Linked DNA regions of Homo sapiens: region 2 is linked to region 1. The links are chromatin contacts, found by Hi-C or POLR2A ChIA-PET in ENCODE. All regions are on one chromosome and are shown on one strand. Each heading gives the region's core, a stretch centred on a gene start or an enhancer-like site at or near the end of the contact. The rest is flanking DNA. Distances are from core to core; before and after follow the strand shown.

What was found. Hi-C counts contacts between places; a loop is a spot of excess contacts on that map. ChIA-PET counts read pairs that join two places held with the same protein, here RNA polymerase II (POLR2A). Pooled maps may share reads with other maps.
Region 2: a loop to region 1 is called in a map of gastrocnemius medialis, with 4 times the contacts of the local background. The contact joins the enhancer-like site here to the promoter of ACACB in region 1. A Hi-C loop is called at or near these places in 1 of 168 maps with a recorded cell type or tissue (gastrocnemius medialis) and 2 of 50 pooled maps. POLR2A ChIA-PET finds 5 or more read pairs at or near these places in 3 of 52 experiments (HEK293, HepG2 and activated T-cell).

What each region holds. Positions count from the first base shown.
Region 1 is chr12:109,115,016-109,118,144 of GRCh38, reverse strand. ACACB (acetyl-CoA carboxylase beta) reads right to left here and starts at 1,558. Exons shown (of 53, transcript NM_001093.4): 1 at 1,441-1,558.
Region 2 is chr12:108,689,908-108,693,060 of GRCh38, reverse strand. The region is part of intron 2 of CORO1C (coronin 1C); the gene reads left to right. Among named protein-coding and RNA genes, the nearest start is that of CORO1C, 40 kb to the left of the region's middle. RefSeq lists enhancers at 225-906, 1,134-1,428, 907-1,588, 1,379-1,658. Within about 2 kb of position 1,585, at least 41 of the 41 ENCODE cell types and tissues checked have a DNase peak (open chromatin) inside an H3K27ac peak, as active enhancers do; they include gastrocnemius medialis, where a contact is called at or near this core.

The DNA of each region.
Region 1 (3,129 bases), core at 309-2,808:
TCCACTTAAAACTTGGAGAAGTCATAAAAAGAAATCTTGTAAAGAACTCCATGTCACTATTAGCAGAAACATGCAATTTATAAAATGATATCTTTGGCCAGGCGCGGTGGCTCATGCCTGTAATCCCAGCACTCTGGGAGGCCGAGGCGGGCGGATCACTTGAGGTCAGGAGATCGAGACCATCCTGGCTAACACAGTGAAACCCTGTCTCTACTAAAAATACAAAAAAAATTAGCCGGGCGTGGTAGTGGGTGCCTGTAGTCCCAGCTACTTGGGAGGCTGAGGCAGGAGAATGGCGTGAACCCAGGAGGCGGAGCTTGCAGTGAGCACTCCATCTCAAATAATAATGATAATAATAATATCTTCACCTTTCAGTTTTTAAATTGCAAGTCCCATGTCCCGGGAATTCCCCGGTCCTGGGCAAAGTGGGATGGTTGGTCACCCAACCTATATGGATGCCCATTGATATTAAAAAATAAAAGTAATCACAATAGACATGAGGGAGAGAGTTGTGTACAGTGTGAGTGTACAGAATAAAAGGTCTGGGGGGTTTATACCAAAATGTGCACAGTGGCTACCTGGAGGAGGAGGGTTAGACAGGAATAACAGCAAGGAGACTTTTGCACGGTGCTGAGTGACTTTTTAACTTGCATATTATTTTGGAATGCATTTTTTCAACATTGAAAGAAAGTCATGTCTTCCTAGAAATATAGGATATAGGACCACTACAAACGCTTTACTCTTAGTCTCCTTTTTTTCTTTTTCTTTTCTTTTTTTTTTTTTTTGAGACAGAGTCTTGCTCTGTCAGTCAGGCTGGAATGCAGTGGCGCAATTTTAGCTCACTGCAACCCCCACCTCCTGGGTTCAAGCGATTCTCCTGCCTCAGCCTCCCAAGTAGCTGGGATTACAGGTGCCCATCACCACATCTGGCTAATTTTTATGTGTTTAGTACAGATGGGGTTTCGCCATGTTGGCCAGGCTGGTCTCGAACTCCTGACCTCAAGTGATCCACCTGCCTCTGCCTCCCAAGGTGCTGGGTGGCATGAGCCACCGTGCCCAGCCTTAGTCTGCTTTAAAAAAAAAAAAAAAAAAAAAAAGAACAACCATTTGAGGAAACAGAAACAGAATACTATTCCTTAAGACAGTAGCTTTGGAGGCAAAAAACAGAATTGTTTATAAAACGTTGTGGAACTTATATGGGAGCATGTCCAGGGATCCACACCACCATTTATAGAAGCAAAGAAAGGCCCTTCTCTTTCATCTGCGTTACATTTCGAGCTCTTCTGATTAGCTTCCTTCAAACATGACGGGAGTCGTTTTTCCCCGGGGACCCCAAGTGCATGCCTTCAGACAGGGTCTGCTCTCACTATACATTGGGTTCGAATTTACCTGGACGTTGGCAGAATGGTCCGGACCCCGGGGAGGGGCGAGCTGACTTACCACTTTATTCCTGCCGCTTTTCTCTTGCCATGTCCTCCCCACCGTGCATTCAGGGTTACATTTTCCAGGTTCCTTGTTTGCTGAGGGCCTGAATCTAAGCCTGCTAGCTGCTTACTCTGGGGACTGCAAATGTCACTTTTAGATTAATCAGCCCCTGCTGTTTAAAAATATCCCTGGAGCACTTAACCTTCAAAGCAGCAACAACCCGGGGCAAAGATGAGAAAGATCCCACGTCAAACCACTTGTGCAGCCCTGGCTACTCCTGGGAGAGTTCTGCTATCTGCCTTTTAATCCCATAACTCGCTTTATTTCATAATTCTTAGCTGTTGAAGCCATGAGGCATCTAAAGTCCATGTTGTCGTAAGCAGTAGGCAGAAAGTCATCTGGGCCCTCCTGTGACATGCTGAAAATTAACTGCCTACAGGTGTTGGTCATTTGAGAAACAAGCCCCCATTGAAAACCGTGAATGGGAAGGTGATCGCTATCAGGTCACCTGGCTTCTCTCCCCTGAAAAGATTTGGCGAAACCCTCTCAAATCACGCCACTTAATGGAATGTTTCCAATTTCTTGTGACTTGGGGATAAAAGAAAAAAACAGCTCCATTGCCACATTCTCATTCAGGGTTGACTGGCTCTTGCTAGGGTTGAGCACAGAAGAGGAAATTCAGCACACGCTGCAGTTACATAGTGTTCTGCAACGTGGGGAGGGCTGGCATGTGGGACAAAGGTCGCCTCCAAGGCCCAGCTGGAGAAGCCCAGCCAACTAGGCAGCAGGAAAGTGGAGACCACATAGGAGCACATTGTGCTCAGGCAACAGGGAAGGTGGAACCCACTTCCTGCCAACAATGATGGCCTTACTAAACAGCAAGTGGAGAAACTGGCGAGAGCGCTGAGCACGGGATCTGTGCAAAATGGTTTAAATGGAAATTGCTGCTGGGGCTGGTGCAGCCTGTTCACAGCTACTTTGTTTCTGGGCTTATTTTGCAATAAGGAACAGTCATTGAATATTGGACTTCTTGGGATTTTCTCCACTGGACTTGGAAGCATGTGCTCTGGAAACCTCAGCATTATCAGCTGTAACCCCACAGCACCAGGTACATGTTACAGGAACCGGGGTGAAGGAATGCAGGTCAAATGCCTGCACAATGCCCGGCCCGAGTCATATGTTCTCTAGCCACAGTAGCCCTTGTGATGGCTCTTAGTCTATTTATTAAGACAATAAAAGAGGTGACTCTCAAACAAACCTATGTTTCCAGGGAGAGCCATCTGTGATTCAAGGACATTTTTATAAAATTCCATTGAAAAAAATTCTTAGGCTTCTAACTTCATGAAAAAAAAATTCTTTCCCAGTGATTCCAAATAATCATGATCTAGGCAGGGTGTTGACAGTGGCAGGACTATTAGGCTTTGAAATCAAGCTGATGTGGGTTTGAATCCTCCCTCCATTAGCCATGACTTTGAGCAAATGGCTGAGCTTCAGTGTCCTCATCAACTACTTCACCATATGGGTGAGAAAATGAAATGATTTATATTGAGTTTCTGGCACAGGGGCTTGCTCATGACAAGCACTTAATATCTTTCTAATGAAATTCATTACTTGCAAAAAGACTAGACATACCCACACATACAGGTGAAGAACTCTGCAGTGATTCAGTTCTCCCTAGACACTATCTCTTTAAGACACAGGTAT
Region 2 (3,153 bases), core at 336-2,835, 430 kb after region 1:
TTTGGGAGGCCGAGGCAGGTGGATCACCTGAGGTCAGCAGTTTGAGACCAGCCTGGCCAACATGGTGAAACCCTGTCTCTACTAAAAATACAAAAATTAGCTGGGCATGGTGGCACACGCCTGTTATCGCAGCTAATCGGGAGGCTGAGACAGGAGAATGGCTTGAACACAGGAGGCAGAGGTTGCAGTGAGCTGAGATAGCACCATTGCACTCCAGCCTGGGCGACAGAGCAAGACTCTGTCTCAAAAAAAAAAAAAAAAAAAAAGCTGTGGTCTAATGGACACTGAATCCTTTGCATTCTTTCTCTGGGATTAGAGAGTTTAATAACAAAAACAGTAACTTGACAGGGCTTTCATTCTGTCAGCTCAGAGAATTGTCTTAGGTTTGGAAAGTACTTGGTCTATACCATGCCTTGTGAGGACACAGTGACAGTGATGAAATCGCAGCAGTTCACATTTGTTGAGGGCTTCCTTTAAGTGCCAGGCGCCGTGCTGATAAGTGCCTTCTTTCATGGGCTACTTGAGAGGGAATGGCAGTCTCCTGACAGTGCTTTTCTGTGTGATCCACAGTCTTTGCCAGCACCTGCTGGATTTGCATTGGCTGCATGTCTGCCTTACTGTGCATTGCTGACAGGCAATTTCCATTTCTACACATTGTGGTACTCTGTTTTAGACAACAGTGGCAGTGCCGGTAGCCCTTTGTACAGATGTGGACATTTGGCACTTGGTAGCTTTGGTGTTAGGGGCAGAGGATTTTGTTCAGAGCCAGCCAGTGTCCTGACATGTCGTGGGATGCCCATTCACTGCCTCCTGAAATAGATTGTCTGATGCCTGGAGCACCTTCAACTGCCAAGTGTATGGGCCGTGAAAAGCTGGGGGACAGGACTGGGAGGGGTGGAGGATGCAGGGGGAGGGCACCAGGTGCAGAACAATGACTTCCAAATTATGTCACGAGCTGCCAGCCACACGAGCACGGCCTGGCCTCATTACCACATGAAGTGCCACAGAAGGGCCTTTTCATTTTCTCCTAGTGACTGTGTTATCCACAGTTTTGCTGGGAGGGGTGGGGTGGGCACCCTGCTCACCCCCAGTTAACAATGGAGCACAAAGTCCTGGCAGAAGGAACTTCCCAATGTACCCCGGGGCTATTTTTGATGACAGTGAGTGGCTGTGACTCACTGAATGTGTGCCCTGGCAGATGATGGTTTCCACCCCACCCCCTCCCCTGGAGATGAGCAGGCAGCCTTTGTGCGTTTCCTTGGCCAGCTTCTCCTGCTGCTGCAGTTCACTGATATGTCCACAGCAGCCGGCCCGCAGGCCTGACAGGGCTCTGACAGTGGTTTTTACCATATATGGCCATCAGAGCGCTGTGGCTGTCAGCCGGCCAGGATAATTTCCTTCCTTTGCTTTGATTGGCTGCACGGGTGGCTCAGAGAATGGTGGGATCTGGGAGTGTGTGGTGAAGAGAAGCCACTGAGTCAAGTGCAAAGAACGTTTAACTCTTTACTGGGTTTGTGGAGCGTGCCAGTCTGTGCTAAGCAGGCTGACAATTGCTGCCAGCAGAAGCCCTCAGTGTGTAAACATGGTAACCCCAGTCTGGGAAAGCTGCTGTATCTCCGGTAAAGAAAGGTATCTGAACACACATTACTCTGAAATAAACTCAAGGTGTCATGAACACATTTCTGGAGTCACGGTTTTGCCCAGAAGCCACCTTATAACCACATGTAGCAAATCATCTGCTCCTGCCAAGTTGAATATCTTCGCCCATTAGGGGTGGGACCTGAGTTGAGTCTGGGGAAGAATGAGCTGAGAGGGCATGTGATGGGACACATGTCTGCTTTCTTGGAGGAACGGTGACTTGGGTTTCATTTCTGGCTGACTGAATTGAGTCTATACTGCAGTCCTCTTGCTTGTGTGGAACTGACTCAGCCATGGAGCCCAAGGCATTAGCCCCTCCCACCCCCCAAAAAAAGTTGTAATATTTTTCTATTTATCATCTCCACCATCCAAGGAGGGTGGATTTTCATTCTGAGACCTGTGGATTAAACCAATGCAGAGCTGCAATGGGAAGGGTTAGCCCTGGAGCTCTTCAGCGTTCACAGAGGGTTTCAGTAGATCAATCTCCAATGTCATTTGCTTACTACGAGGGCTTAGACAACCAGTTTCTCTATTTTCTGATTTGATATTGAATGCTTTAATTTTCCATATTGCATTTACATCTGTAGTTCTTCTGCTTTTCAGCTTTTGCTTTCTAGCTCAATTTTATTTTAACTAGATTCTACCTCATCTTGGGTTCCAAGTTTTTATTTGTTCTCAGCCCAGAAGCATCATATGGAATTACTTGTCTGCAATAATGAGCAGAAAGCATTAGGTTTTCACTTTATAAATTCTTTAAGTCAGGAAGTTAGGAAATACAGCTACTCTGGTTGCTATCGCATATTTGGGCAAGGTTGAGTAAGGAAATGTTAACTTTTCCGTGTTTTTGCTTTCTGATAATAAAATGTTTGTAGTTTTACAATAACTTCCCTCAAGTTCTTAATTGATTTTAAAATATGGTCTATTCAGTATTAAACCCAGTTTTTAGAGAGGATCTGTGATGCAAAAATTATTTGCTTGGCATTTTCACTTCTGTCCAAAAAGACTGCTGTTTTTTACTCACAGGCAGGTGAAGTCTCTGTAGGCCCATACTCCCTCTCCCCAGCAGCTTTTGTTTCTAGCTTACCTTACCTTACAGGGTAACTCAATCTGTAGGGTTTATTCCAGAGCACCTCCTTTTACCTCAAGGATGGTATTTCTGGTTCCCTTAAAGTAAAGCCTCCTCAGAATGTTTTATTCCTGGGCCATGAGCTGTCACTCTCAGGGACCAGCCTGTGCACAAGTCATATATTGTGTGCACCCGTCTTTTTGGTCTGCTGCTGAGTCTCTGTTTTCCATGCCGCTGTCCCCTTGTCCCATGACCACAATCACTCTAGCTCCTCCCCGTGGAGCAGCAGGGGCTTAAGAAATTCAAACAAAACATGTATCCACATAAATAATACTGTCATAAGAAAAAGGAAGTTGAAAAAAATGGAAAACCCACTTCAATAGATACGCTTTTGACTCCTTTGAACTCTGCACAGTGTGAATGGAGCCCTTATGCTTGGGCTGAAAACT